Linked DNA regions of Mus musculus: regions 2 and 3 are each linked to region 1. A link is a loop called in an ENCODE intact Hi-C map of the cell type or tissue named here. Cell type or tissue: heart. All regions are shown on one strand. Each heading gives the region's core, and the rest is flanking DNA. Links, peaks and the distances in the headings are about the cores only. Region 1 holds the start of Pdcd10 (programmed cell death 10). Region 2 has its middle 6.0 kb from the start of Gm25846. Region 3 holds the start of Golim4 (golgi integral membrane protein 4).

What was found. Hi-C counts contacts between places; a loop is a spot of excess contacts. Peaks named below come from ENCODE experiments on the same cell type or tissue, not always from the same donor. Only the 100,000 strongest peaks of a DNase experiment are listed, where the experiment ranks them.
Region 2: a loop joins it to region 1, with 4 times the contacts of the local background. A loop is called at or near these places in 8 of 42 quality-filtered maps.
Region 3: it touches region 1 in a loop (6-fold over the local background); 3 of 42 quality-filtered maps call a loop at or near these places.

The regions. Positions count from the first base shown.
Region 1 is chr3:75,551,905-75,562,388 of GRCm38, forward strand. It overlaps Pdcd10 (programmed cell death 10), which reads right to left and starts at 4,948. Exons shown (of 8, transcript NM_019745.4): 1 at 4,818-4,948. It overlaps Serpini1 (serine (or cysteine) peptidase inhibitor, clade I, member 1), which reads left to right and starts at 5,589. Exons shown (of 9, transcript NM_009250.3): 1 at 5,589-5,738. In heart, for the core only: a CTCF peak has its summit at 4,950; DNase peaks (open chromatin) are centred at 5,147 and 5,577; H3K4me3 peaks cover 2,680 bases; H3K27ac peaks cover 1,612 bases.
Region 2 is chr3:75,715,587-75,726,070 of GRCm38, forward strand. No RefSeq gene overlaps it. Among named protein-coding and RNA genes, the nearest start is that of Gm25846, 6.0 kb to the left of the region's middle. In heart, for the core only: a CTCF peak has its summit at 5,257 (motif pointing left); no DNase peak of the experiment used is centred there.
Region 3 is chr3:75,952,567-75,963,050 of GRCm38, forward strand. It overlaps Golim4 (golgi integral membrane protein 4), which reads right to left and starts at 4,383. Exons shown (of 16, transcript NM_001291069.1): 1 at 3,546-4,383. The coding sequence starts at 3,732. In heart, for the core only: a CTCF peak has its summit at 4,456; a DNase peak (open chromatin) is centred at 4,495; H3K4me3 peaks cover 3,374 bases; H3K27ac peaks cover 2,311 bases.

The DNA of each region.
Region 1 (10,484 bases), core at 1,613-9,612:
AAATGGCCTGCTATTCCCCTGTCAAACTCAGTCATAGATCCTCAATTTGAACAGCTCCCAGTACTAATTTTGAGTGAGGAATTATGACATATAATACCAGGTTATAGATAATTTCCAACAGTATCTGAAGAGGAAATCGAACACTTAAACCACCAATTGAAAATAATCTATTTCACTGATCCAGAAAATTTGCACGTAACATAGAAGTGGTCTGTCATTTCTGCTGTGTGAACTTCCCAATAGATTTTAAGTTTAAGCCTCTTATTAAATAACAATAATTGTGCCCCAATGACCTTGACATTTGGGGGACAAATTGTCTGTAACTGCAACTCTAATGCTACAAGCCAGTCTTTGACCATGAACACCATTTTATTGAAATGACTAAAAGCCTGCAATCTCCAGGGAGCCAGCCTGAACTAAACTGCTAATTCCAAGCAAGTATGAGTTTTGTGATCTTGAGCAAGTAACTTAATCTCTCTACATCTTATCTTCCTTGTTCACAAATTAGGGATAATAGAACCTCCTATGGTGGTTGCAAGGATTGTAGGTGCACATGTGAAATGCTTGGTCTATGCAATGGCCATTCTAGATCATTCCAAAGTACACAATCTCACACGTAAAACACACTCAACTAATTCATAGGTGGATGAATCAAAGGATCATTCCTATGGGTTTTCAAGGGACCATTCTGACTGAGGAAAGGGAGGTTAATTTCCAGTGCATGCCCAATAATTCAGTATAAACTAATGATTATAACAATCCTTGTGCTCTCTTTCATTCCTACAGTAACACCAGATTCCAAGCAACTGTAATAGGAGATTAAATAAGTTCAAATCACTTTTGGGTAGTTTCGAAAAAATGGCTTCCCATACTCCAAATGTAAAGGTGGCCTTGAAAAATAAGGCTAATATTGTGATGCCAGCCAAGGTGTGTTTTGTAGCTTAAATAAAATGCCTATGTTTATATAAAATTTAATTATGAAATTCATTTCAATTGCAGCAAATAAATTAATTCTAATTGCCTTAATAGAAGTACTTTAAATTTTATTTTTATGAATGTGTATAAATATTCTACTGCCCTAAGTCTGAAACACACAGTATTTTAAATGCAATGAAGTATAAAATTATACCATCTTCTATATATTTCAGAAGAAAATTTATATACTAGCTTAAAATTCTTAGTAATACCACCTATTGTAATAACCCTAATACTCTATCAACACATAAATAATTGCTTAATCTCCTGCAAACTGCATTATGTAAGGTAAATATTAAGTTGTTATTGAAGATTCAAATAATATTCAGACTATCATCCAAAAAGTACCAAGTAAGCTTAGAATTTAGCAAAAACCATGGTTAATAATAAACCTTACCACATCATCAAAACTGAAAGCAAACACAATCCTCTACTGGGAAGTGTACTGGTAAGAAAACAGATGAGTAAAGGCTACATACATAGCTCAGAGCTAAGATAGAAGAAGTGAGAAGGCCTTGCTCCGATAATGTTTAGTGAGATGTTAAAACATTGTTAAATCAGTATAGAAATAATAAGCTCCTACTGTGAAAAGTGTCAATAGTATGTAAGTGTCAATTATATGGGGAAGAGTGGGAATCTACTCTGGTTTATTATATTAGTATGCTACTGAGAAAAATTACAGAATTTTGTCTTCTAGAGAAAATCTAGCCTTTTATATCCTTAAAATTTTGTTTGCAAACTTAAAAACATTTTTAATCTTAGAAGTGTCATATGTTCAAAAAAGTAAAATATTACCTTAAATCCCTCAATTATAACGTTTTTCAAGACAGTGTTTCTCTGTGTAGCCCTGGCTGTCCTGGAACTCACTCTATATACACCAGGCTGGTCTCGAACTCAGAGATATACTTGCTTATGCCTCTGAAGTGCCAGAATTGAAGGCATACCCTACCACTGCCCTGCTTCAAATATAACTTACAAGAAGTGCAAAATATAAGTTCCTCTGAAATTAGAAAGTTAGTTTCCCAAAATCATCTTCTCTCAAGGTTGTATTAAATCCTGGGTATAACCACAACCAACCAACTAAAACAAACAAACATAGGAGAGGTTTATACTCAAATCTTGGCTCTAGTCCTTCCAAGACTTTAGCAATGCATTGTATTCTTCTGAGTCCCAAGGAGTAAATTTACTTCTAGTTTTGGTGTCCTTAGCTACAAGGTAAGTGAAATAATTGTTTTGAAGTTAAAATCTAAGGGAAGAATAGAGTCCATAAAAACCTTCTTCCATATCTATATTTTGTTATAATGAATCTTATTTGCTTTTTAAAAAGGCAGTAGCAAGGTTTTCTAAAATGCTAAGTTACACAGAAGTTTTGCTGTAAAAGAAAATAAAACTCCCTTATACTAGACAGGTGGAAAGTTGGAATTTGTAAAATTGTCCCCAAATCAGGAAGAAACTTATATGAGAAAAAAAGGTGACAGCTGAGAATAAGTTTGGAGACATTCAGGAAATTGAGGACAAATTAGTAGCATTAAACAGAATAAGGAGATAGTGACATCTGTAATGGTCAGTCTTTTTCTTACATAAAATAATCGAAGTTTGAACACAATATTAAAACCTATAGTGAAAATACATGGATTAATTATAAGCTGATCTTTTCCAGGTCATATGACCTTGGGAAAGTCACCTAGCCATTCCTTTTCCATTCCCCTTAGCCACTCAATTATTCTACCAAGACTAAAAAGATAAATAATATATAGACCCTGTTCTTACAGACTACTCTTTAAGAGAGAGATGGCTCTTTAAGGAAAACCTCCAAAGTCCTGCAATGGATAGTGTCTGAGAGTTGATGCAAAGCTCTTTAAGGGAACAAATGTGGGCAAAGAGAGCTGCACACTACAGGCAAACATCCGATCTGTGAGCTCTAGCTAGAGCCTGAAGGATGTTCAAAATCATCTTCTCTGTTCATCTCACTGTTCATCTCAGCACTTACACTGTAGTGACGATGAAACAGGACAGTATGATGGGCCTCAGAGATACAGACAGAGTTGGAGTAGGACTAAATCAAAGACAAAACTTTTTTTGTTGTTAAAAAAGTCCTTCCATAACCAACACAGCTGTGTGCCACTTAAAACTTATTTCATACCTTTCCCAGCAAACAACAAATGTCCACACTGTCATCTAGAAAATATATTAGCATTCTTGCTTTACCAGCACTGACTTACATATGGCCCACTCAAATTAATGCACTTCAAACTCCACTTCAAAACCAATTAATCCCAGATAATTTCCCTTTTGTTAGTGACTTTTCCCTTACTGTGACGTGTGGTGTTACATTATTCCTGATTTTGCTTCATTTTATGGTACCACAACTCTCCATTTTCTTTAAAAGTCCCCTTCAAACAAGACCATTTTGACTGGTTCTTCTGATCCCAGAAACAGCTTTGCATTAAAAAAAAATTAATATTAATCATGGCAAGCAAAGCACATTCAATATATAGCATATATACTTACAGTACATACTATGTATTTATATTTTAATTTACATAGTAAGCCTGCAGTTCTTTCCATTCAATATAGAAGCATCATTTTTATCATTCATTAACATTAAATAAGAATGAATTAAAACTCACTGATGATGCCAAGAAAAGAAAATATACAAGTGTATGTTTTACTGTCTACACATGGAGTGAAGAAAATGAGAGAAAAGTAAAAACCTGACCCCCCCCCCCAAAGGGTCACTTCTTGTAATGAACATGGTACAATTTCTCCAAGATTCTGCACTTAATTTTCACTTAATGAAAGCATGAATATCTGTAAAGTAAGTTCTGTGAAAGTTTCACCCATAGTTTTTGAAAATGGTAAGAAAATAGAAATGAAAAGGACTATTCTCTTAATGGCAACACTGAGCTATTCCTAAATATTATCTATCCTTTAAAAATGGCGTGTGGAAAGTGAGTGTTATCATTCAGTAGACCCCAGAAAAAGGGGTAAAGATCTAAGCTAAAGCGATCCTTCCTGTTTTACAGAACATTAGAGAGGATGCTTTGGCAAAGCTTCCACTCCACGTCAACAAACCAACTCTCTGCACCTCACAACCGTTTCTGACAAACAGGCACACTACTTTGCAACTTCTTCTATCTGCTTCCAGTACTACCACCCACCTCCCCACTCTTTCTTCCTAAGCCGACAACTCTGGTCAGAAACTGGACTTTCGGAGGACTAGACTCTGAAGATCTGTGTGACCTTGGGCACGTCATTTGCTTCTACAGTAGTCTCATTAGCATCCCAAAGTGAAAGCGCTTCGAGGGCACTTGAGAAGTATACATCCATCTGACGTATTGGAGTCAAGAGGCACAAACCTTCCGAGTTAAGAATCACCTCCTCAGAGAGGAAATTGGAACTGAGTCGGAACTGTCAACACTGTCTCTCTTCTTCCCTCAAAGGGCATAACCCCAGCCACACCGGGAGGCGACTCCCGGGCACCCACGCTCCCTCCAGGCCTAGCCAAGCTTTAGCCTCACCTGCCCGGGACCTCACCCCACCACATCCGCCCCCTCGGTCAGTGGAGACCCGGGAGGCCGACCTCACCCTTCCCCTCCACCCAAACCCACAGCGGACTTCCTGGAGGCGCCGGGCCGGGCTGGGCAGGAGGCATTTACAAACCCAGCTTTCCGCAGCTCGCGTAGAGACCTCGCTGACGCCCACAAGGCCCGGCTCCCCACCCGTCCGCCCCGCCGGCCAGAGCCTAGCCTCAGCACCTCCGCCTCGGTCCCCGCCTGACCCCAGGCCGCTCTGGCTGCCCACGGAGCCGTGCGGACCCGAACCGAGAAACCTCGCCTTACCGGCAACTGAGGCACGGACTTCACTTCCCACCTTTGGAGCCCTCTTCAACTCCCGGATCAATTCACTCCGGCGACGCCGGAAGGACCCGAAAGGAACCAGGCGTTGTCCGGAATCCTGCCCAGCAGGAGTCGCGCAAGGCCCGATGGGGATTTGTAGTTCCGCCCTCCATTTCCGTTAGCACTTCCTGCAATAGTAAGACTACATTTCCCAGAAGGCTGTGCGAGAACGCCTTAGGCAATAGGTGGGGACACTTCTAGCAAATCAGAAGAGAGTTCCCTGTCTTTGAGGGAGGGGAGGAGATGAAGAGAGAGCGCGCCCAGAAACGAGGGAGGGCGGGGCCGAGTCTCACCTGCACCAATCAGAATGAGAAGATAGCCCACAACGCCACGCCCACCGATGGGAGGTGCCCTCGGATGGGTGTAAAGAAAAGGGCGGGGGGCCAGAGGTAGCAAGCGACAGGAGGCTGGGCTGAGTCCATGGGTAGGCGGGGAGGAAGGCTCTAGGGGCTAGACCGGTGGGCTCCGCCTACTCCGAAGCAACAGTACCCCCATACCCCCAAAGGACAGCCCACTCCCGTGTTCACTGGACCAGCCGGCTAAAAGAGCTAAGCAGGACCTGAGGAAGGGCCAGGTGCGATGCCAGAGGGGAGAAAGTCCGAAATGAAGGGGTCAGAGCACCAGGAACTAAGAGACCTCGGGTACCGCTCTGCGCCTAGGCTGCGCAGATGGCAGTGGGAGGAGCCGCAGCCCGAGCTTCGGCCAATTAGAGGCGGGGAAGGCGGAGCTTGAATCTCAGAAGAAGCTTCAGCTCAGCCTAGTCTGTAGTTTCCCTGGAGAGAGGCAAGAGCAGCATCCGGAGCAGTCTCAGCCTGCCCAGCATCCTCTCCAGCATCCCGAGCGGGGATTGCAGGTGTGAAGGAGGTAAGCGTGGGCGCCACTTGCGGGCTACAGCACAGCAACCTGGGGAGGAAGGCATCTGACAATAGGAACGCCTGGATACTGGAGGAAAGAGTGCTATGTTGACTTAGGATCGCGGTGCAAACCTTTTCAGTACAATTACGTACAATTACAGACTTTGGTAGAGAGAGAGAAAAAAAACAAAAAACAAAAGGTAACTCTGCCTGGGATATTAAGGGCGTGGTTAAGGATTTTGTTTTGAGTTGCACCATTAAAACTGGTCTGGGAGATCACAAGATTGAAGAAAGCCCTGCTAATTGAGTACCAGGTGGATGGTGTCAAGCTAGATGCGTAGCTGTTAAAAAGGCAAAATTGGCATTGATAGAGAACCACTTTGTAACTGTTTCACTAAGAAAATAACTTTGTCCTCTTCAGTGCCTGACGCTTGTGTTAGTTTATCAGATTGTCCTGCCACGGACAGTCTATCCAAGATAACCGGTTGTATTGCAGGGTCTTTGGATTGCAAAAGATATGGGTTAAAGAAGCAAATAATAAGATAGGATGGGTTCCGGCTAAACCTATCCTAAGTATAACTTTTACCAGCATTAATGAGAAAATAAATTGAAATGGGTGGGTATTTGGCTTTTCCTTCCTGCTGGCGCTGGAATATTGAAACAAAGACCTGGGTTTAGCCTACAACGGGAACATATGGTGTACTTCCTCGCTGCTTCTTATTCTCTCATTTGTGTCCGGTAACGTTTGTTCGTGTTTTAAAAACAGGAGTACAAGGGAACTGTGTGGAGGAGCTTTCCTCTATTGAAGAGAGTATGTGTAAAATGATAACCTTTAGTATTTTATAATGGGCTCTCATTTTAGAGGTATATAGTATCACACAATAATAGTTCATTCTCATTGTGTGTATACTCTTTTGAATGCTAGTAATACATACGGGTGGAATTATGTTGTAATACTTGTTATGTTAGGTAGTCAATCCTACCTTTGCACCTATGACAGATTACAGCCTTTTGGGTTGGAAAAGTACTAAAATTCTACGTGCTTAGTTCATTTTTTTGTTGTGAAATAGTGTCCCAGATTATATGCCTGTTAGTCATGTAGCATATTGCAGCATACTCTGCTCTGAAATGGCTTTCTTGTGACAGTTGACTATTCCATAGGGTGCCAGAATACTTGAGATTGTTTAAAGAGGGGTCAATAAGATCCAGAAATCACCTTCTATTTTCTTCTTTTGTCATACTATTCTGGTTTACTGCAAGATTTTGAATTTTGTTTTTGCAGTGCACACAAGATGCCTTCTAAAACTAAAGTGGCTCAAAGGTATTCTCTCCATTACTTAAGGTTCAGTCCTACTAAGTGCAGATACTGATGAGAGATGCCCACTACTAAATTAATTAAATCCTTTTCTCCCACATTCTAATACACCAAAGACCTGGGCACACAGAGAAATCTTAAAAAATAAATAAATAAGCAAAACCAAGAAATATCTAGGCTTAGATTAAGCAGATCATGTAAGTATTCGAAAAAAGCTATAGAAGCCACTAAACTTAGCAGTGACAGTAAGGATGGATGTTATCTTTGGTATACTACTAGAAACCTATTAATTGGCATAGCCATCTGGCTATGTGATCTCCAGAAAATGCTTTTGGGAGAGAAAATGTGATCTGGTGGTTTAATAAAACTTGGAAAAGGTTGTCCTTGCCCTTGTTATGTGTGATGGTAGGTGCATGGTCCTGAGTCCGTCTTAGATGTTCAGGCTCTTTGCTGATTCACTTGGAAACTGAATACCTGTTGTCTCTGGTTATTCCCTCCACACACACAAAAAAAAGATAATAGTTAATTATGTGACTGGCAATGAAGTTCTTTTAGAGCCTTTGTAAGAATGACCTTTTGAAAGAATTTGATGGAAATCAGTAAATAACAAAGAAAATAAATGGATAGAAAACAATTTACATGAAAACAGCTGAAATGAAGATGTTTTTAAAATCTCATCTAACTACATAAATAGTAGGCTCTGAGATATCCTAAGACTACAGACTCATTAAGAATGAATGAGATTTCAATTTTAAAATGCCTAATATTCCCCTGTTTGTGAGATCAGATCCATTTAGGAATGTCAGTGGACTAAGTTCTTGTGTTGTTTTGGGAATAAGACTTGTGTTTCTATATGAGAGCAAATTGTGAGTATATCATACTTGGACAGTTATTTCACCTTGAACTCTTTATCTAGTTTAATTAACATTTATATCAATTTCAAATAACCTGTTTTTTTTTTCTTGGTTAGTGTTGGGAAAGGTCATTCAATTTATATAAAGTATGATATATGAAATAAAGCAGATTATTTATCCTGCTGGTCTATCCAGTGGAAACTGCTCAGGGGATGACTCCCTTTTAGCCAAAAGACTTGGTTAATTTCAAATGGCACTGTCTTTTGGACCTCTCTTTAAATTTAAAATTCTGATTCTAAGTCTATGGAGTGAAAGTAAATTGACTTGAATGCATTTCTAGCAGGAGGTTTGGAGGCTGTCCTTGACACAACAGAGAAACCACTCACAGGTTCCAGATCAAATGGTTTGGGAGTGAACTGGAAACAGGGAAATAGATATTTATAAAAATGATTGAGAAACATACCCTAGACATTAGAGAAAAGATACTTAATATTTTGTGTTAAATGCATGTAATACAGAGTACAGCCTTCCTTTTTCAACCACTAATTTCTATAGACCTATATTCAAAATGCGAACATGACATTTTTTGCACTTGTGAGTCACTGAAGTCATTAATACATTAAATTTTAAACAGTTATAGGTTATAAAAACAGAACTAATACATTTATGCTATTATTTGGAGAAAAAATTTAAGGGAAGTCAGAACTAAAGTGATATTTATTCCCTTACTTAAACAGACAATCAATTTAAACAACAACCAATTTATTTAGATTTATCAAATTTTTCTAAGGTTAAATATTGGTTTGGGAATCTGGAACAATTATTTATTCAAATAAGGATTTGTTTTGCTTTGTTACTTTTCCAGCTAACATTTTCAGTATTTCATCCTTAAATTTTGGGTAATTGTGGTTTTATTTATTTATTTATTTATTTATTTTAGGTTGTACAAATAATTGTTTTTCATCAATGTGGAGCAGTATATTTTTATTGTCATAGTCAGCACTGGTGTTCAAGGCTAGACCCACATGCATGATAGACAAGCACTTACCACTATTAACTATTAACTATGAACTATTAACTTGCTAGACTTGGAATTTGAAATCTTCTCAGTCTTTGTTTTTGTTTCTTAAGATGTTAGTAATTACTTAAGCTATTTCACTTCTCCAGGAGTTGAGTTTTGGTGCCCACATTCATACCTAGGCTTCCATCTTAGAAGGGAGAGCATTAGACTCTCCAGACCAGGGGGGCTTCACTTTCATCTCATGTTGATCTTGAGCAGATTCTATCAAGGTCAGTGGACAGAAGATGCACTGTGACTACTGGCTCCGTTAGAAATGTTGCCCAGTACTGTAATCTATACAATGAGATATTTGTAGTTTCATAAATCAGACAGTTGATCCCACCAAATGGTTACTGTACAAGTCAGTTATTCAGTACAGGGGAACGCCAGGGCCAAAAAGGGGGAGTGGGTGGGTAGGGGGTTGGGGGGTGGGTGGGTATGGGGGACCTTTGGGATAGCATTGAAAATGTAAACGAGGAAAATACCTAATTAAAAAAAAAGAAAAGAAAAAAAAAAAGAAAATGGCTTTGATCTGATTAACTATTCAGAAGCAGTTATTGGAACCAGATTTGATTCAGACTTTGTAGGTGCAAGATTTTGTGTACGATTTGTAAATTCGTTCCAGAGGCAGGGAGTTTAGTTGGGGAACATGGCTCTGCCAGGAGATGCTGCAAAGGTGGAAGAGCTTTCCCAGCCAGGGAAGCCTGTGGCTCACCTCCATTTGCCATTAAACCTCTGAGGAATAGCTTTGCTAATGTCTTCCCTTTAAAACCAAATTTCATTGTGTAAAGTCTGAATTTATTCTCCAGTTTCTCTAGTTATTTCCCCCCCTCCAAAAAATAAGAAAGAGATCCTTCCTCATTATTTAACCATTTGTAGAATCATAGCATCGGGCCTTCGATACTTTTAACTTGGCATTTTACCAAAACAATTACTCTGGTTTGTGTCAGAATTAATTTAGTAAGATTTGTATCTCTTATTATTAGTCACTTGGTAAATGCTCATTAATTATAAACTGTCATTTGATAATAAAATTAATAACAGCAACTATTTAGCTGGCTTTTGTTTGCTCACAGCCAACGCGTACTAACAAACTGATGGATATATATTAGCTTGGAAGTGATGACTAATCCTCCTTGTTCCTGTGATATTCACATGCTTAGCACTGTGATTTATATTGTTAGCTGAGTTCATAAATGTCTCACTCATCAGACATTCAAGATCTTTAGGACTAATACTGAGTTTCATTGTTTTTTATATGTATGTCTAAGGCCCTATACATAATTCATATTTAATAGTAATGATGTGTTCAGGTTTTTGACAAGGTATTGTATCATTTTATGAACAAGTTCAACTAGAAAATTCTCTTTTCTTAAATTTCTGATGTAACTAACATTGGACTCAGCCCACTGATTTGTCTACTCTGTGTTCAGAATAATCATTGTTGTTCATTTTTGGATTTCTAAATGAAGAGAGAAAATATTTTCACTAACTTCAGCCTAAAATAGTATATGCTTTAGTTCAGAT
Region 2 (10,484 bases), core at 1,224-9,223, 160 kb after region 1:
ATTAAATATCAAAAACTAAATCAGGTAGTAATTCCAGTTGCAGCTGCTGTACCAGATGTAGTTTTGTTACTTGAAATTAACACATCTCCTGGCACCTGGTATGTGGCTATTGATCTGGCAAATGCCTTCTTAGTACTTGTCCATAAGGACCACCAGAAGCAATTTGCTTTCAGTTGTCAAGGCCAGCAGTATACCTTCACAGTTTTGCCTCAAGGATATATTAACTCTCCTGCCCTGTGTCATAACTTAGTTAAAGAGATCTTGATCATATGTCTCTTCCACAAAATACCACATTAGTACATTATATTGGTGACATTATGCTGATTGGACCAAGTGAGCAGGAAGTAGCAACTACTTTGGACTCATTGGTAACACATATTCGTATCAGAGGATGGGAAATAAATCCTACCAAATTCAAGGACCTCAGAAATTCTTAGGAGTTCAATGGTTTGGGCTATGCAGAGATATTCCTTCTAAGGTGAAAGATAAGTTATTGCTCCTGGCCCCTCCTACAACCAAGAAAGAAGCACAATGTTTAGTGGGTCGATTTGGATTCTGGAGACAGCACATCCCTCTCTTGGGTGTGTAACCTAGGCCTATTTACTAACTGACTCGGATAGCTGCTAGCTTTGTGTGGGGTCTGGAACAGGAACAGGCCCTTCAACTGGTACAGGCCGTTGTACAGGCTGCTCTACCACTTGGACCATTTGATCTAGCAGACTCAATGGTACTTGAGGTGACTGTGGCAGATAGAGATGCTGTTTGGAGCCTCTGGCAGGCACCTGTATGTGAATTACATACAGGGATTTTGGGGCAAAGCTCTACCATCATCTGCAGACAACTATTCTCCTTTTGAAAAACAGCTCTAGGCTGCTATTGGGCCTTAGTGGAAACTGAGAGTTTGACAATAGGACAACAAGTTACTATGTGACCTGAAATACCCATCATGAGCTGGGTACTATCAGACTCTGCAAGTCATAAAGTAGGATGTGAACAGCAGAAGTCTATTAACAAATGGAAATGGTATATACATGTTTGGGCCAGAGCAGGTCCTGAAGGCACAAGCAAGTTACATGAAGAAGTTGCTCAAATGCCTGTGGTTTCTACTCCTGTTACAATGCCATCTGCTGCCAAACATGTGCCTATAGCCTCATGGGGTGTTCCCTATGATCGACTGACTGAAGAGGAGAAGACTATGATTTGGTTTACTGATGGCTCTGCACGTTATGCAGGCACCACCTAGAAGTGGACAGCTTCAGCATTACAACCCCTTTCCAGGACAACCCTGAAAGACATGGGCGAAGAAAAATCTTTGCAGTGGGCAGAACTTTGGGCAATACACATGGTATTACAGTTTGTTTCGAAGAAGAAATGGCCAGATGTACAATTACTCACTGACTCATGGGCTATAGCCAATGGATTGGCTGGCTGGTCAGGGACTTGGAAAGATCATGATTGGAAAATTGGTGAGAAAGACATCTGGGGAAGAAGTATGTTGATAGATCTCTCCAAATGGGCAAAGGTTGTGAAGATATTTGTGTCCCATTAAATGCTCACCAAAAGGTGACTTTAGCTGAGGAGGAGTTCAGTAATCAAGTGGATAAGATGACCCATTCTGTGGAGAGTCAGCCTCTTTCCCCAGCCATCCCTGTCATTGCTCAATGGGCACATGAACAAAGTGGCCATGGTGGTGGAGATGGAAGTTATGCTTGGGCTCAGCAACACAGACTTCCACTCACCAAGGCTGACCTGGCTACATCTGCTGCTGAATGCCAGATCTGCCAACAGCAGAAACCAACCCTGAACCCCAGATATGGCACCATTCTTCAAGGTGACCAGGCAGCAACCTGGTGGTAGGTTGACTACATTGGACCACTTCCTCCGTGGAAAGGATAGCATTTTGTTCTTACTGGAGTAGATACTAATTCTGGTTATGGATTTGCCTCTCCTGCACGTAATGCTTCTGCCAAAGCCACTATCCATGGACTCATAGAATGCCTTATCTATTGTCATGGTATTCCACACAGTATTGATTCTGACCAAGGAACTCATTTCACAGCTAGCAAAGTGCTACAGTAGGCCCACAATCATGGAATCCACTGGTCTTACCATGTTCCCCATCATTCTCAAGCAGCTGGTCTGATAGAAAGATGGAATGGCCTTTTGAAGACACAGTTACAGCGCCAATTAGGTGGCAACAGCATGGATGGTGGGGGCAGAGTTCTTCAGAAGGCATGCTTTGAATCAGCATTCAATATATGGTACAGTTTCCCCCATAGCCAGGATCCATGGTCCAGGAATCAAGGCGTGGAAAGGGAATAGTTCCACTTACTATCACTCCTAGTGACCCTCTAGGAAAATGTTTGCCTCCTGTCCTCATAACTCTAGGTTTTGGTGGCCTAGAAGTTTTGATTCTAGAGGGGGGAGTGTTTGTACCAGGAGCCACAACAAATATTCCATTGAACTGGAAGCTCAGACTTTCCCCTGGTCATTCTGGGCTTCCAATGCCCTTAAACCAACAGGCTAAGAAAGGAATAACAGTTTTAGGAGGGGTTATAGATCCAGATTACCATGGGGAAATTGGATTACCTCTCCACAATGGAGGTAAGAAGATTTTGTCTGGAGTGCAGGAGATCCCTTAGGACGTCTCTTAGTACTACCATGTCCTATAATTAAAGTCAATGGGAAACTACAACAGCCTAATCTAAGTAGGATGACAAAGGATTCAGACCTGTCAGGAATAAAGGTATGGGTCAATCCTCCAGGAAAAGAGCCAAGACCTGCTGAGGTGCTTGCTGAGGGTGAAGGAAATACAGAATGGGTAGTAGAGGAAGATAGTTATAAATACCAATTAAGGCCATGTAACCAGTTGCAGAAATGAGGATTATAAAATAATATGAATGCTTCTGTCTTATTTTGCTAATGAGTACATTTGTCTTTCTTCCAATTTCTTTAACATCAATTGGTATTTGAGATACTAAAAGAAAGTTCCCAAGGGACATTGCCCCATTGTAAATTTACAATTACATTAGCCATTGTACGAAGAATAGTTATATCATGTTAGGTGGACCTGTTATTGTTTCATGTGGACATGAGATATTATTTGTGTTAAATTGACAAGGGGTGGATTGTAGTGGCTATTCCTAGTTGTCAACTTGACTATATCTGGAAGGAACTACAATCTAGAATTGGAAGGCTCACCCATGATCCTAATCTAGAGGCTGGGAGATAGAAGTTTCTGACCTGGATCTTGGCATGGAGATCTTGAGGCATAGTGGCTATGAATTAGAAGATTATAATTAGAAGATTAAGTCAGGGGGATCTCCTTGTTCAAGGTCATCTGGGATTAAAGATGTGGTGGCACACACCTTTAATCTTGGCTACTTGCTGGAGACCTACATAAAGATATTAGAAGAAGGAAGACCCCCTTTCTCTCTCCTTCGACTGCTTGCCTTGTGGGTCTGAGCAACTGCTATATCCTTGGACTTCTATTCACAGCTGCTGTTGACCATTGTTGGGAGTTGGGCTGCAGACTGTTATTCAAAAAATTCCTTTACTATATAGAAACTACCCATAAGTTCTGTGACTCTAGCGAACCCCGACTAATACAGACCTAGCCTGAGATGAACAGGAGTGTGGCACCACACAGGCCTGGATGTGCAGACTATGCCCAAGATGACCCATGTGCCCTGTCATAATGCATGAGTGTGGCATAGCCTTTCTGAGACCACTCCTAGGACAACCCCAGGCTCTCCTGGTGTGGGTGAGGTGGCCCCAAGTGTGTAAGCATCAGTGTGGGAGAGGGAGGGATGCCCTCCCTGACCCTCACCCCTTCCCACCTATGGCAGGTGCGAGAGCTAGCCCTGCTGCTCCTCACCTGCTGCAGCACTGAGGTGAGCAGGCTCTGGCCATCACCTGGGCAGCACAGTAGAGCAGGTCCTGAATGTGGGGGTTGCTAGTGAGCCAACCCCAAATATATTCAAGCTAGAGACTGTGGGCTTACCGGGTCAGATACCTCACAGGCTCAGGTCCAGGGCTTTGAATTGGCTCACCTCAACTTCTACACCATCAGTGAACTGATGGAGTGCATGAAGGAGCCAGACGTACAGATCTAAAACTAGGATCTTTATGACAGGCAACAACAGGGTATCTGAGAGAAGTCTCAGTGAGGTTAGATAGATAGTACTGAGAGAATAGAGCTATAGAAATGAGAGGCCTCATACCAGACCAAAGAGTCATTGCAAAGAAGCGTAGACAAAAGCACACACTATGACACACTACAGTTTCCATAATAAGATTTTTTTCTCTGTTGAGGGAGGAGGTTGCAAGGGTGGAGGGTAGATACAAGGGGAGGGGGAAATGAGTGGAATTGGAGTACATGAAGCGAAATTCACAAACAATCAATAAAAACCTAAAGAAGAATAACAATGTCTAGCACATTCTGAAATTGAACTTTTATAATTGAACTATGATTTTTTTTCACTGTTTTACTCTGAATTTAAATGTCCACACACGGGCTAAGTAACCAGCATACTGATCAAATGAACAGACAAGATGTCAGAGTTATTTTGTAAACACAATATTAGTGATGGGTAAGATGGCTTAGCAAGTAAATGTGCCTGCTGCCAAGCTAGATGACCCAAGTTCACCTTGAATTACATCCCCATGGTCTACATCATAGAAGAAAACTGACACATAAGTTATCTTCTGAGTTCCACAGGTAGGCCACAGTAAGTGAACCCACCTCTACCCACCCCCACACAACACAAGCACAAATGTAATAAAATTGAATTTAGTACGAATAGTGCAATATGCTGCAAACATCTTTTCTTGTAATTGACACGTCATTCCTTTCTGAGTAAGATACTTCCGAGATCAGGGAGCTTGGCCATTTGGCTTTTGTTGAGCAATTTTTAATGCAACAGGGCCATTCATCTTTACAGTCATCTAATGTAATTTGTTGCCTAGTGTTGGGATTCCACTTTGCATTTTATGGAGTTGATAAGATTCCAGATTATTTTGAGACTCATCCATCTTATAAAAAGAGGATTGCATTAATTCTTCCAGCTTTATGACAAACCCAAAAAAACATAACAGAAAAACCTGTCATCAAATAACAAATCCCTCAAGAGATGGAAGGATGAAGAGGATAGATCAGTAAAATGTTATATCTGGAACTTGTCATTCATTCTAAATGATCCTATAACCAGTTTCATTTTAGAAGGGATATTTTGCATATGGTAGCCTCTGCCATCTAGTGGCTGACTTGGTTACTATATGCAAACTCAAACTTTTTTTTTTTCCTCCCAGAAACTTGCTCTAAATTAGGCTGGCTTGAGCTCAGGGTTCAGGGATTAGATTTGTTTACCACGCCTCCTCAGTGTTGAGATTGAAGGAGTGGTATAAATGAAATATTTTTATGCCCAAGAAATTAACGTGAGCAGGAAAGTGTTAGTCATTGTATCTCATCTCCTTTTTCTTTTCCCTTTTTCCTGTGGCTGCACATGGTGGGCAGGGGGATTATAGATTTTTATTTAACCAGTTTTTATGTGTAGTGACAAATTTGATCTAATAATAGTTCATTCCTTTTGAAGCAGCTGTCTTCCAATGTGGGGGCAAGAAAAGTCAGAAAGGAAAATAAGTCACTTATCAGGTCATCTTTTCTAACCTTAAGCAGCACTTGTGAGCTAATTGCATATACATTTGTGATTCCTGGTCTGGTCTCTCCTTTGAACACTGCCGCCTTCCTCAGACTTCCTGCACATCCTTACAACTTCGATATCAGCTGGGTCTCAATTTCTCACTTCATCACTTAAGCATCGTCTCCACTTTTTCCTTGCTGGTCTTGCGAAATCTAATAAACAACGAGCTCTTGTCGGCTTCGTCTTTACCTAGCACCGGAACCTCTAGCATTTCTCTGAGCACACACAAGGGTAAGGTAAGTCAACATGATCGTCGCTCAGGCCCTCTGCTTCTTCCACACGGCGTTACAGTGACTGTATTAGCTTCTTTTCTGTTGCTGTGATAAAATAGCCTTGGAAAAGCAACTAAGAGAGGAAGGGGCTTATTGGCTTGTAGATTCAAAGAGCCCTAATCTATCATGGCAGGGAGATGTGGCAGCCAAAGTGTGAAGCCCACACAGCACATTGCATCAGGAGTTTGGAAGCAGAGGCGACTGAAATGGAATCAGGCTATAGTACTCAAAGCTTGCCCCACGTGACAGCAGTCTTCCTCCAGCAAGGCTTCATCGCCTAAAGGTTCCATAACCTTCCCAGCCAGCACCACCAGCTGTGAAACAAGTGTTCAAACGCATGAGCCCCTGGGGGACATTCTCATTCTAGCCACAACGCTGATGAAAGATGAGAAAATGTCACGGTCTTCTGTGTAATTCTTTTCAATGGCTTGTTAGATCATACTGAATGGAGACTAGACTTGTTACTATGGCCTGAAAAGGTTTCAGAGGATAAGACCATGCTTACATCTTGCTACACTCTAGCTAGTGTCCTGAACTCCAGGTCACCCCTTGCCAGAACATTCTGAGCTCAGTTTCATTCTAGTCCTTGCATTCACCTGCCTGCAGTCTGGATTGACAGCATCTTTAATCTGCTCCCACATACACTCAAGGCTTCCCAGCTTGAAATTAGTTAATAAGTAATGTGAAAGGAAGGATATAGTGGTGGCAGATGGGCACTCTCTGTCAGTGATTACTTATGTTTAATAATCATTATGTAAAACAGTAGGTTAAGGATAGATGCAAGTGTATGTAGCCTATACATGAATTTTAAAGATAGTACATTTTCCTATGTGATTGAATATTACTTTTAATGGTGAATGAACAGAATTCAAATTATAAAATAAATTCTTATTATGCTTTTTTTGAAAATTTAAAAACTAGGTTGATTTTTTTAAAGGATACCTCAGGCTGGCCTCAAGATTATTGCCACGGAGCACTGGCTTCTCTGGTGAGGCTACAGGTGTGTGGCACTCAAATTCTTTACCCTTTAACTTTGATCTGCTTGGCTAGAAAGGTGTATGTGTAAATATATATTTAATTCTCTCTTATAGTAAACTCAGAAGAAAAACAAAATGCTATTCCAATTAAGCTTTGTTGGTGGATGACTGATTGCTGTATAAAAATCCAAATGACATGTTACTGCTTTTGTTGATAAATATGACATTGTCTTTTGTCTATCACACATGAAAATAGGTGAAATCTGATTATTGTAATCTTCAAATACAACAAAACAATATTGTACCTCAATAAGACTAGCCCTACTTTACGAGATGCACAGTAAATACATAGTGGGTGAATTTGCATGAACATTTCACTTGTAGTTGACAACAAACAGACTGAGTGAAATGTCTCTTGAAATAGATATGCTTAAAGAGTGGAAGCACATATGAGAAATAAATGCAGATGGACACACTCGACTTATTTGTTTTTTATATAGCAATCTCAGAGCTAGTTTGCCACATTGAATTAAGCATTTTAGGGTTGGTTCTTCCTTTTCAGTTAATTTCAACAAAGACATATTTCAAATAAGATACCTTTCCTGCCTTTAGAGGCTTAGAACTTAGAGTGAGTACTATCAAGTAAATAATTGGTATCTCAAAAGCTATAATACAGCAAGTATATATAGAATATAAAAGAAGAATATGGGTAAAGTATCTTGGACAAATAGGACTGTAAGGGTTAGATGTGGGGAATGTTACAGGGGAAACAGATATAACACATGTTCTGAAAACATGCATGCAAGTAACTTCATATAGACAGAACAAGCAAGGAGTATTTGTATGAATATATGTGTATATGCACATAAACTATATATTATATATGATGATATATTGATATAATTCTATTATAATATGAAATAATGAAAGAAAATAGACAAAAAGATAGGTATGCATCTATGATAGGTGTGCATCTATGGAGGGTTGGGAGGGACAGATTAGTGGTAAGAAATGATGTTCTTAATGCAGACAACAACCAAGTTATATAGACTGTGAAGCATCACATTTGAACAAAACCCCGTCAGCAACAAGGAGTCATCAAAAGCTTGGAAGCAAGTGAGGTGAAATTCCCCAAACTGTTTTCATGTAAATTACTCAGGGAATCTTTGAAACTGTGAATTCTGATGCAGGGTATCAGGTGAAGGCCTTGACTGGAGGCAAGATTCCTAATGAAGCTGTATTTACAGGGAGATAGAAACACTGAGCAGCAACAATTTGGGAAGTTTCCTTTTGGGGGAACCTGATAGGATCAGACCAGAAAAATTGTTGCAACATATAAGGTGTAAATTGTTGATGACCCAGGTCAAAGCTGTGGTAGGCAATGAACATGTTTGGGAAACACAGTTTAGGAACTTTCTCCTACCCTGTGACATTTTTAATGAAAAAAATGTAAACAAAAGAGTTTAAAGATTTGTGGTGAGTATCCACATATCTACCACCTGAATTTCCCATTCTTATGCTTGCTTTACCACTTATCTGATCTCTTTTCTATCCATTTATCTGTTTAGTTTTGGATGCATTTCAATATAAGGAAACTATAAATTTATCTTAATAAAGAAAATCAAAATTGAGAATCTAATGAGAGTCGATTGTTTCAATCTTATGATTGATGAGCAGCATAGATGAGGAAGTTTATGGAGTGTACAGGGAGATGCTGTGCCACCAAATGACAGGTGTCAGCTTGATAAATGTCCTGTATGTATACACAGGTGAAATTAACAGGTCTCACTAGATCTCACTTGGCAGTACAGACTAGGAATCACTGACTGGCAGTTATAAATGAGGGACTGTTCCAAGACAGAGTGTAGAAAAGAAGACTAGAGCATATCCTAAGAAAAATGACATGTATTTATAAACTAGGCAAAAAATATCAAATATAATAAAAAAAACATGAAAGAGCAAAGCCCAAAATGCAGAGGAAGATTGTAAAATATCGACAACAACAACAAACAACAAAAAACACTTGTAAATATCTTTGCAACGAGTTGAGAATATTTCAGGGATAACATGGTTTAAAAGATGCTAGCCTTGTAAAATTGTATCTTTAGGATAAGTTGGGTATGATGTATAATGGATCTCATTGTGTTTAATATATGCTGTGTTTTATATATTTATGAATGCTGACATTGAACTATTGGCAGTCAGTCTTCTCATAACATCGAATTACCTACATAACAGAGAGAGAAAAGAACCATTCAGAGATTACACAAATTGTTTTCTTCATTATTATTAAATGTGAGAACGGCTCCTTGCTTGTCATGGGGTGGGGATAACCCACATCTCTCTGACACCCCCCACATGCAGGAAGCTTTGCTCACTTAAAGTGTATTAACCAAAGGTTTGTGTTGGTGATGTAGTGAAATTCACGCCTGATTAACTTTAGGGAATTCATTACGGTAAGTGTTAAGTGTAAATTTTTTAAAAAAATTTTTATTACATATTTTCCTCAATTACATTTCCAATGCTAGCCCAAAAGTCCCCCATGCACTCCCCCCCCACTCCCCTACCCACCCATTCTCACTTTTTGGCCCTGGCATTCCCCTGTACTGGGGCATATAAAGTTTGCATGTCCAATGGGCCTCTCTTTCTAGTGATGGCCGACTAGGCCATCTTTTGATACATATGCAGCTAGAGTCAAGAGCTCGGGGTACTGGTTAGTTCATAATGTTGTTGCAGATATTTTTAGCTCCTTGGATACTTTCTCTAGCTCCTCCATTGGGGGCCCTGTGATCCATCCAATAGCTGACTGTGAGCATCCACTTAGGTGTTTGCTAGGCCCCAGCCTAGTGTCAAAAGAGACAGCTATATCAGGGTCCTTTCAGCAAACGCTTGCTAGTGTATGCAATGGTGTCATCGTTTGGAGGCTAATTATGGGATGGATCCCTGGATATGGCAGTCTCGAGATGGTCCATCCTTTTGTCTCAGCTCCAAACTTTGTCTCTGTACCTCCTTCCATGGGTGATTGTTTCCAATTCTAAGAAGGGGCAAAGTGTCCACACTTTGGTCTTCGTTCTTCTTCAGTTTCAAGTGTTTTGCAAATTGTACCTTATATATATCTTAATATACTAAGTTTCTGGGCTAATATCCACTTATCAGTGAGTACATATTATTTAAGTTCTTTTGTGATTGTGTTACCTCACTCAGGATGATGCCCTCCAGGTCCATCCATTTGCCTAGGAATGTCATAAATTCATTCTTTTTAATAGCTGAGTAGTACTCCATTGTGTAAATGTACCACATTTTTTGTATCCATTCCTCTTTTGAGGAGCATCTGGGTTCTTTCCAGCTTCTGGCTATTATAAATAAGGCTGCTATGAACATAGTGGAGCATGTATCCTTCTTACCGGTTGGGACATCTTCTAGATATATGCCCAGGAGAGGTATTGCAGGATCCTCAGGGAGTACTATGTCCAAATTTTCTGAGGAACTGCCAGTCTGATTTCCAGAGTGGTTGTACAAGTTTGCAACCCCAC
Region 3 (10,484 bases), core at 982-8,981, 400 kb after region 1:
TTTCCTGATGCTTGCTTAGAAACAAAGACGGGTATATACCTGTACAAAGAAGTTAGCCAATCTCAACACTGGGCCTAAGACCAAGCTGGGAAGAGAAAAGATAAGAGTCTCTATGTTTGTGTTAAGGGTACTGTGCATATTATTTTGGCTCATACTTAGAACAGCCCTGACGAAATGAGTCACTCTAATCTCCATTTGATAAAGAAGAAAAATTAGGTCTGACTTCACACAAAAAGTAGCAGAACTAGAGTTTGAAACCCGGTCCAGAAACCAGTCTGTTTCTAATCACATGCCCAGGATAAGAGAGGGAAACACCCTCGGGGCCAAGCATGTAAAGAGGATGTTTGAAGTGGCTTAGCATTAAGATTAGAGAGCCAGGGTTCTTAACCATGGCTGCTCCTGGAATCACCTAGGGAGCAGTAAAGATTGTTGGTTGAAGCCTGGGTTCCACCCCCACAGATGGGATTTAATTGATATGGGAGTTGCAAGGTGCTCCAAATGGGGAGTCTAGCCAGAGGCAGACTGCTTGCAGAACAGGAGGCATGTGGCTCCCTTGAAAGCAGCAAGAGAAAACGTTCAAATGTTAAATAAACACTGCTCTGGACAAAGGTTGGTACACCTTCTGCCAGCCGTATGCGATCTCCACGCTAGTCTTTGGTATATTTAAGGTTCTGGGCTGGGAGCTAGATATATAGATTATTGATAGATACATAGATGACACATAGATTATTAATAGAAGATAGATGATAGATGATTGATAGATAGATAATAGATAGTTGATAGCTAGCTAGCTATTTGATAGATAGATAAGGTATATAGCTATATAGATAGACAAATAGATGCAGAAGATATTGTCATGGAATTTTTGTGGAGAAGGTCATTTGGTCTCTGATCCTTTCCATGTCATTCTCCAACTCCAATTATGAGACTACTTTACAAAAAGAGTAACCTCCATTCAAAGGACCCTGGAGTAATGAAGATAGCTTAACTATGCTCTCTTAACACCTGCGTACCACTTGACACAGACACTGTTACTTCAACTTTTCCAAGAGTCATGTTTTAAAAGAAGGCCACTCAAAATTAACGCTGACCTTTATCCAAGTCATGTTAAGAGATCTATCTCATTTACCTAAGCAAGGCTTAAACAAAGGTGAGAGGGACAGAGAGACAGGAGGGAGGGAGGGAGAGTTTCAGGAGATGGTGCAGGCAGTAAAGTGCGGCCTGCAGACCTACACTTTTCTCTCTAACCCTATGGCTGTGGCGGAGAGACCCGCAGATACCCAAAGCCAGCCAGCCTAGCTAAATCAATAACCGGCTCAGGTTCAGTGGAAGATGCCATCTCAAAATGTAAAGGTGGAGAAAGAACAAATGGGAAGAGACAGATGACATTAGTCTACGAGTTCTGCACTCATGAACACTCACATGTAGACATACACATCAAAAACAAACAAGTAAATAAATAATGGGGGGAAAAAAAAGAATGAAATCAGACACTCTGAAAGCTCATCTATGATGGTGGTGTGTGTGGCATCACAGGGTAAAATACCATCTGTCCTAGGGAAGGAAAAACAAGAGCTGCATGCTTTCAGAAACTGTTCCTTATTAAACAGCACAGAGACACAGACGTGGACATTAATGTTGCTAAAAGCAAGCCTGAATGTGTGTGTGTGTGTGTGTATGTGTGTGTGTGTGTGTTTAAATAAGCAGAAACTTTAGCCAGCTTGTGAACTAATTCTTCCTACACAATCATTGCAACTGTTGCAAGGCCAAGGCAACAGTTAAGTAACATTTCAGGGGCACAGTACACTATGGCTCAACAGCTCAGCCAGGCAAGTGCTTGCTTGCTATGCAAGTTTGACTACCTCAGTTTGGATCCCCAGGACCAGTGTAAGAACCCAGGTGTAGTGGTGTGTGCCTGGAATCTGGGTGCTGGGCCGTAGGGGGTGAAAACCGAATATCCTTGGAGCTCACTGGCCAGACAGTCTAGCTGAATCAGTGAGATCAAAGCTTGAATCAAGTGACCCTGTCTCAAGAAATAAGGTGGAGAGTGAAAAACAAACATTGGCCATCTCACCACACACACACACACACACACAAACACACACACACACACACACACTAAAACTCATGTGGAAGGCATGATTTTCTAAATAAATAAGCAAGTATCCACCGTTCTCATACCAACAACTCATAGGTAAATTTCCATACTTTAAACTTTTTCTTTTAAATATAAAAACTATCAAAAACAAGCTTTCCCTCTGAAGGAAGCCCAGCCACATATTTTCATTGGCTGGAGCCATGCAGCACCAAGATGCTAAAAATACTTTCTTTTCTTTTAAGTTGGGACAAACAAATCAGACCAAGCAAATAATTGCATATCATTTCTCCCATCTTAAGTCTCTTACTAGAAAATGCTCTGCATAGCTCGGTCAAAGCAAAGGATCTGTTTTATATTTGTACACACACCCACTGTCAGAAATACCCCCTTCAGCTTATTTTTGCCCAGGATGATTCAATAAGCTATATTTGCATTCACAGCAAGGATGGTCAGCATTTAGGTAGGACTTTATTTCTCACTTGCTTTGTATTGGAGAGAGAGAGAGCTTCATGAGTGGTGAAAACAAACCAGCAAGACAGGCCAAATCATTCATAAAAATGCATACAACGAGTATGACCTTAATGGAACCACAAAGTGTTTCCATGCACTCACTCGGGAATCATCTAGACCGTGGAAACTCAGTGTGATTCTTAAAATGAAAGGCTACGAGCTGCGAACACCTTGCCCAAGCTGAGTCGTCTGTGGCTGGCAAAGGGAAATTTTATGTTTCTTCTTTTAGACTTCTCACAGCTAACTCTAAAACACGCGTGTGCCTTCCTGAAGATGCACACACAGGGTTCTACAGATCAGCTAAATAAAGGTTTCTCCAGGGAGACAAGCCTTTTAAAAGCAAATATCTGTAGGATAACCTACAGTCAAGTGGTGGTGTGGACTTTACCATCACTCCCAACATTTCTCAAGTTAACTACTAAATGAACAAACGTAATAACAAGAGCACTAATCACAACACAAGCTTGCAGGTTCCGTTCATGAGTCACTAGTGTATATAGTCTCTTTTTTCCCCCCTTGAAAAAGAACACGGGTTAGAAAATGTCTGCATAATTCTTTATGTCTACAAACCAAGGCTTGCCTCTTGGGAAAGGATTGGCAGATGTAGCAGAAGGGCTGTTTGCCTAGATTGCAGCTGGGCCTTTGACAAGTGCTTCGGGTAAAAGACTTGGTGTTGTATGTACCCACCAAACGCCAGGCAGGACCGTGCGCTGGTGCTGTGGATTTCAAAGATAACTCCTGGGAGGAAGCTGGAAAATCAGGATATTATCTCCCACACATACGCTCAGAAGCCAACATCCCCGCGGCCGCTCCCTCAGATGCGCCAGAAGGTCAATGAGTGGTACCTGCAAAGCCAACTAACTATCCACCAAGCTACTTTTCCAGCACCAGCACCAGCTCAGAGAGAAGTTGGCGGTGCGCTTCCCCTTAACTGTACCTTGCAACTGGGCAGAGAGAGAGTCCTGGTGCTGCTGGTACTTGAGCGCCACTGCCTCAGCTTTGCGCAGCTGCGTCTGCAGTTCCAAGTAGAGCATCGCGCCATAGAGGAAGCCGAAGACCACCGTGAGAAGCAGCAGCGTCTGGAAGATCCGCTTCTGCTTTCGGGAGCACATCCCGTTTCCCATAGTCCCTCCTGTGCCCCGCGCTGCGGCGGCGGGAGCCGTCGTGTCCTCGGTCCTCGGCTGCGTCGGACAGCTCAGCAACGGCCACCGCGAGAAGTAGCTGGACACGGCATGAGCAGAAGACGCGAGACACAAAAGCCGGACCAGAGAGGAAGAGGCGGCCGCTCAGCCCCCGCGGCCGGCTGGGCGCCAGGTCATCGACGCCACCCGGCCAGCAGCCACCAAACTTCTGCGATGTCGGATTTCCGCGAGTGGCTGGGCCCGCGTGGAGTCTCTTTGCATACTTCAGAGCCCGCTGCCCTTGCTACTGGTCCCCGCGCGCAGCCGGCTTGGTTTTCCCTACTCCCCACTTTTTGGCCTCGCTGTCCCCACCGTCAGTCCCCGCCCCTCGCGCCGGCTCCCGCTGCTGGACTTTGTCGCTACCACTGGTAGGGGACGCGCGCCCAACAAAGGGACCTGGCTCCAGGCGGCGTCCCCTTGAACGGTCCCTCGGTATTGATGAAGAGATGGGGACTGGTTGGTCTGGTCAGGTTAAGGGGGGTGGTGGGCTGGTGTCACTGATCTGGAAGCTCCAGCCGCCCGCCACCTCCCACCCAACTTACGTGTCACCCACGGCCCCGCTATCATGGCCAACGGGATTCCGGGAGGAAGTCCCACTCGGGCTCCCCGCTCATTGGGCCCGCGCAAGCCACCGCTCCCTCCTTTCGGGGAGCTAATGCTGGGCTCCATTGGACGCCAGCTTTGTCCGTCCCGCCCCGGGCCGCGCCTACCCTCTCAGCTCTGGGCAGGCTCTGAGCTCCGTGGGCCGCGCGGCCGCCTGGCGCCTGGGTGCGCCCACGTGGAGCCTGGATGGGTGCGGAGGGGTGGAGGAGCCTGGTTGGGAGGGCTAGGGACTTGTCCTGGCCTGAGGCTTGGTGATCATTGCGCATGTGTGTGCATGTATGTCCCAGCACTTGGAATGCACGTGGAGCAAGAGTACAGTGCTTATATGCACACCAACAACCGCAAAGCAACCGTGGGTGCACTCTGCTTAGCCCTGCTCATTTCTTACCCTACATAATGAGTTCAGCTTATGAACACTTTGTTCTTCTCACATTCTCTCAAGGACTGCCTACTGAGTCTTGTCCCATTAGAGGCACTAGGCTATGTGCAAAAATGGTAGAAAGTAAGCTGGGACCCTGAAGCTCACTTGACTGTCTACATGGGGTGGGGAAAGCACTTTGTTGGCAGAAGGAAAGAAATGATCTCATGTTTCCTCTGGCTGCAAATGGAATAATTTTAAAAACAAATCTTACAGGCTGAAATGAGTATGCATTCATCTTGCTGTGTGTATTTCTCTTAATGGTAGCAGAAAAAAAAATCAGTTACATTTTTAAATTACATTTTCAAGGCCAGCAAAACCCACTACGTTTAACAAAAAGTTAGACAGGCATAATAACGCCAAACCACTTCAAAGAAATCCACAGTGCATTTCTTTCTTCAATATAATCAGGGTGTGTGTGGAATTGAGGTTATGCATAAATGATAAATTTGTTTCTCCTCTTGACCTGAATTCTAAGAGAAATAAATTATTTCTGAAAAGTATCAGTTGTGCAGTGGCACTTTTACATTCTGCATATTGCATTCTACATATTTTTTTGTGATATCCTGCCCGTGTTTTAGTCATCACAATTAATTATGGGGAATGAGTGCTTTAAACGAAGGAGATCTGCTTAAACCAGATTCATTTTCAAGACAGTTCCTGTGTTGAATGTTTTTAGGTCAGTCCTGAAATCATAGGTTAACAAGAGCCACACAGGCAGACCAGGGCATTTCTCTCACTGTAAAAAATAAGTGAGACTGGTGGTATATGCACTTAGCTAATAAAAATCACATTATGTTGGTTCCAAATGCTCTTACACTGAATCTTAGCCAGGACATTCGATTTACGAGTTGGAAACAAAGAATCTAAATTTGGCCAATATGACCATAATACTTGTAGTCTCTTCTAGGTCTTGTAAAAAGATACTTCCTCACTAAAGGAGAATTTTATCAGAATCTTATCCTTTCTACCTTTTCCTTCTGTAGAAAACAAATCATGACTCCGTTTAAACATGTAACCTAAGTGTGAAACTATGCCAGACCTGGTAGGACAACCTGTAATCAGAGATACCGGGGAGATCGAGGCAACAGGATTCCAGGATCAGAATGGGCAATTGAGAGAGACCTTGTCTCAAATCAAAAGTCAAACGAGGGCTAGGGATGATGCCTTACTGTTGCAACATTTACCTAGAACACTGTAGACACTGAGTTCAATCCTCAGTCTCGGAGAAAAGAAAGAATGCTTAATTTAAAGGGAAAATGGTCTAAAGCAGCTCAAGTCTGCTTCCTGGTGATGGTGTAGCTCCCATAGTCTCCAGTCTTGTGGGATTTACCATCATTTAAGGTTTCCTCTTTCCGTTTTACTCATAGCAATTGGGAGACATTAGTGGGATTTCTTTAGAATTCCTCAGAACTAAATATGCCCATAAACGGCAAGATATCTGTAAAAATTCTCTAAGGAAATGAATTTTTTCAGCAATAATCTTAGTCTATACTTGAATATGTGATTATTCTGGGTACACACACACACTCACACACATGCGTGCACGCACGCACAGGAAATGTACAGAACAGGGAGGATGGAAAGACCACTCAGAAAATACACAGGCAAATGGATGGACCTGGAGGGTATCATCCTGAGTGAGGTAACCCAATCACAAAGGAACTCACACAATATATACTCACTGATAAGTGGATATTAGCCCAGAAACTTAAAATTCCCAAGATATAAGATACAATTTGCTAAACGCATGAAACTCAAGAAGAACGAAGACCAAAGTGTGGACACTTTGCCCCTTCTTAGAATTGGGAACAAAACATCCATGGAAGGAGTTACAGAGACAAAGTTTGGAGCTGTGTCAAAAGGTTGGACCATCTAGAGCCTGCCATATCCAAGGTTCCATCCGATAATCAGCTTCCAAACGCTGACACCATTGCATATACTAGCAAGATTTTGCTGAAAGGACCCAGATATAGCTGTCTCTTGTGAGACTATGCCAGGGCCTAGCAAACACAGAAGTGGATGCTCACAGTCAGCTTTGGATGGATCACAGGGCTCCCAATGGAGGAGCTAGAGAAAGTACCCAAGGAGCTAAAGGGATCTGCAACCCTATAGGTGGAACAATATTATGAACTAACCAGTACCCCGGAGCTCTTGACTCTAGCTGCATATGTATCAAAAGATGGCCTAGTCGGCCATCACTGGAAAGAGAGGCTCATTGGACTTGCAAACTTTATATGCCTCAGTACAGGGGACGCCAGGGCCAAAAAGTGGGTGTGGGTGGGTAGGGGAGTGGGTGGGAGGGTATGGGGGACTTTTGGGATAGCATTGGAAATTTAAATGAGGAAAATACCTAATAAAAAGTATACAAAAAAAAAAAAAGAAAAAAGAAAATACACAGGTATTCTGATGTATTTCCAACCTCTGGAAAATGTATGTGCTTCCTGAATTCACAATTCCTACTTTAAACCTTTGATTTGATAGCAACCATTTCATTCCTGTTTCTTAACTTCTTCTTTGCCTGAAGCAGTCATCTGATTCTACAGAATATAATAAAGGTCATAAAACACAACTCAATATTTTAGTCATAAAACTTGAAAGACAAGAAAATTATTACCTGAACTTACTCATTATTTCAAGTTCAAGAAGGGTTTGCAGAAGTACATAAAATCACTAATGGCAGTGTCTTTATGATATTACATTTTCAAGGAGACCAATGCCTCTAGATTCTTGACTATACAAGTATAGAGCTTTTGAGCAGCCAACATAGGAGGCATCCAGAGACTACATATTAAATTTACATAGCCATGCCTTTGGGTAGAGTTTATAATATATGAGCTACTTTCACTGGTCTTAGAAGGTCTATTGTTAGTTGTATTTTATTTTTGCTTCCTTATTGTTTAAAAGTACTTTGCAAGTAAATATCTATACATCATATATATTTACAACGGAAGCATATAATTTCGAAATTGAAATTACTGAGGAATTTCCCCTATTTGGTATTCTCTTTCTAAGTTAATAAATCAAGAAGAAGACAATCAGAACCTTACACATGGGCTGGAGAGATGGCTCAGTGGTTAAGAGTAATGACTGCTCTTCCAAAGGTCCTGAGTTCAATTCCTAGCAACCACATTGTTGCTCACAACCATCGATAATAGGATCTGGTGTGTCTGAAGACAGGTACAATGTACTCACTAAAAAAAATAAAAATTAAAAAAAAAGAAAGGAAGGAAGGAAGGAAGAAAAGAAAGAAAGAAAGAAAGAAAGAAAGAAAGAGAACCTTCTACATTAAAACATTTAAAAGAGAAGCATTAAAACAGTATTTGAGAACTTTAGCATGTTCTCCAGCTTAAATGAATGAGGTTCATCTATGCTTATATCCCAAAGAGGAGAGGTTAAGAAGGAGGCAGTTGATACATAATTTCAAACAATCTAATGCCTAGAAATATAAAATAAATAATCTCCACTGTGTGAAAACTTTTACTGAAATATACTCACTACAAATAAAATTTAATAGGATTTAATATCTTGTCGGAGAAACGAACACCCAAAATTAGTACGGAGTATTCTACTTTAAAATTGTGATCTCAGATGCAGGCTTGTGTTAGAACACTTGTCAAGCATGTGGGAACTTGGGGGCTTAATTTCTAGCCTGTAAATGTCCTAATTTAATTGTAAACTCGACACAGCATAGAATCATTGGAGGAAAGCCTAGTAGAAATTGACCTGTGGAAAGCTTTGTGGAGGATTGTCTGTATTGCTTGGTAATTTATGTAGGATAGTGTAACCCACTGTGGAATATAACATCCATACAGATATTGTCCTGCATAAGAAAGCTAGCTGAACATGAACCAATGGACAAGCCAACAAGAAACGCGCGAGCGCACACACACACACACACCATGACTTTTGCTTTAGGCTCTTTCCCTGACTTCCCTCAGCGATAGGCTATGACCTAAAAAGATTAGCCCTTCTCCAAAGTTGCTTTTGGCTAAAGGGTTTTATCACTGGAAGATGAAGGCTAGTGAACAGTAACTAAATAACTGGTAGCTCAATCAATAAATGTAAAATGGCTTTTAAGTGTCAGTAACTCACAGTATGAATGGTGTCATTTAACAGTGACAGAAATAGATCTCCTCTATCTGTTAAAGAGCCTTCACCCCATGTCTCATTGTCATTGCTTTCTTTTTTCCCCAACTCCACCTCTTTGTTGACACCTAGTTAGTACATTCACCCCATCTCTTGTCACGTTTAAGACCTGTTTAATGAGTAAGGACATTCTGTTATTTTGAAACCTCTGTAAGAAATATGTTAAATAAAAAAACTGCTTTCTCTCAAGGTTTTGTTAATGACCTGGCAGTAGCTATTAGTAGATTAATAAAGCAAAAGGGCAGGTATGAAAATAAGAGTATAACCACATAGTTTACCTGACTCAGCATGTCTTGGTGCATTTCTAGGGTCTGTCAATAAAAGTCTACCTTTGTAATTTCCAACTCTTTGAAGACTTAAAAGAAAGCAAAGGAAGTCTAGCATGGAGGCACATATCTTTAATCCCAGGAGGCAGAGGCAGATTATTTTTGTGAGTTCAAGGTTTCACTGAGAAACCCTGGCTTGAAAAAACAAACAATTCCACCTCATACCAGTCAGAATGGCTAAGATCAAAAATTCAGGTGACAGCAGATGCTGGCGAGGATGTGGAGAAAGAGAAACACTCCTCCAATGCTGGTGGGATTGCAAGATTGCAAGCAGGCATAACCACTGTGGAAATCACTTTGGCTTTTCCTCAGAAAATTGGATAGTACTACTGGAAGATCCAACAATGCCACTCCTGTGCATAAACCCAGAAGATGCTCCAACTTGTAATAATGACACATGTTCCACTATGTTAATAGCAGCCTTATTTATAATAGCCAGAAGCTGGAAAGAATCCACAGGAATGGATACAGAAAATGTGGTACATTTACACAATGGAGTACTACTCAGCTATTAAGAACAATGAATTTAAAAAATTCTTAGGCAAATGGATGGCTCTGGAGGATATCATACTGAGTGAGGTAACACAATCACAAAAGAACACACATGATACGCACTCACTGATAAGTGGATATTAGCCCAGAAACTCAGAATACCCAAGATACAATTTTCAAACCACATGGAACTCAAGAAGAAGGAAGGCCAACATGTGGATACTTTGATCCTTCTTAGAAGGGAGAACAAAATACCCATGGAAGGAGTTACAGGGACAAAGTCTGGAGCAGAGACTGAAGGAATGACCATCCAGAGACTGCCCCACTGGGGATCCATCCCATGAACAACCACCAAACCCAGACACTATTGCAGATGCCAACAAGATTTTTCTGACAGGAGCCTAATATAGCTGTCTCCTGTGAGGATCTGCCAGTGCTTGGTGAAAACAGAAGTGGATGCTCACAGTCATCCATTGGACTGAGCATAGGGTACCCAATGAAGGAGCTAGAGAAAGTACCCATGTAGCTGCAGGGGACTGCCGCCCTGTAGGAGGAACAACAATATGAACTAACCAGTACCCCCAGAGCTCCCTAGGATTAAACCATTAATCAAAGAAAACACATGGTGGGACTCCTGTCTCTAGCTGTATATGTAGCAGAGGATGGCCTAGTCAGCCATCAATGGGAGGAGAGTCCCTTGGTCTTGT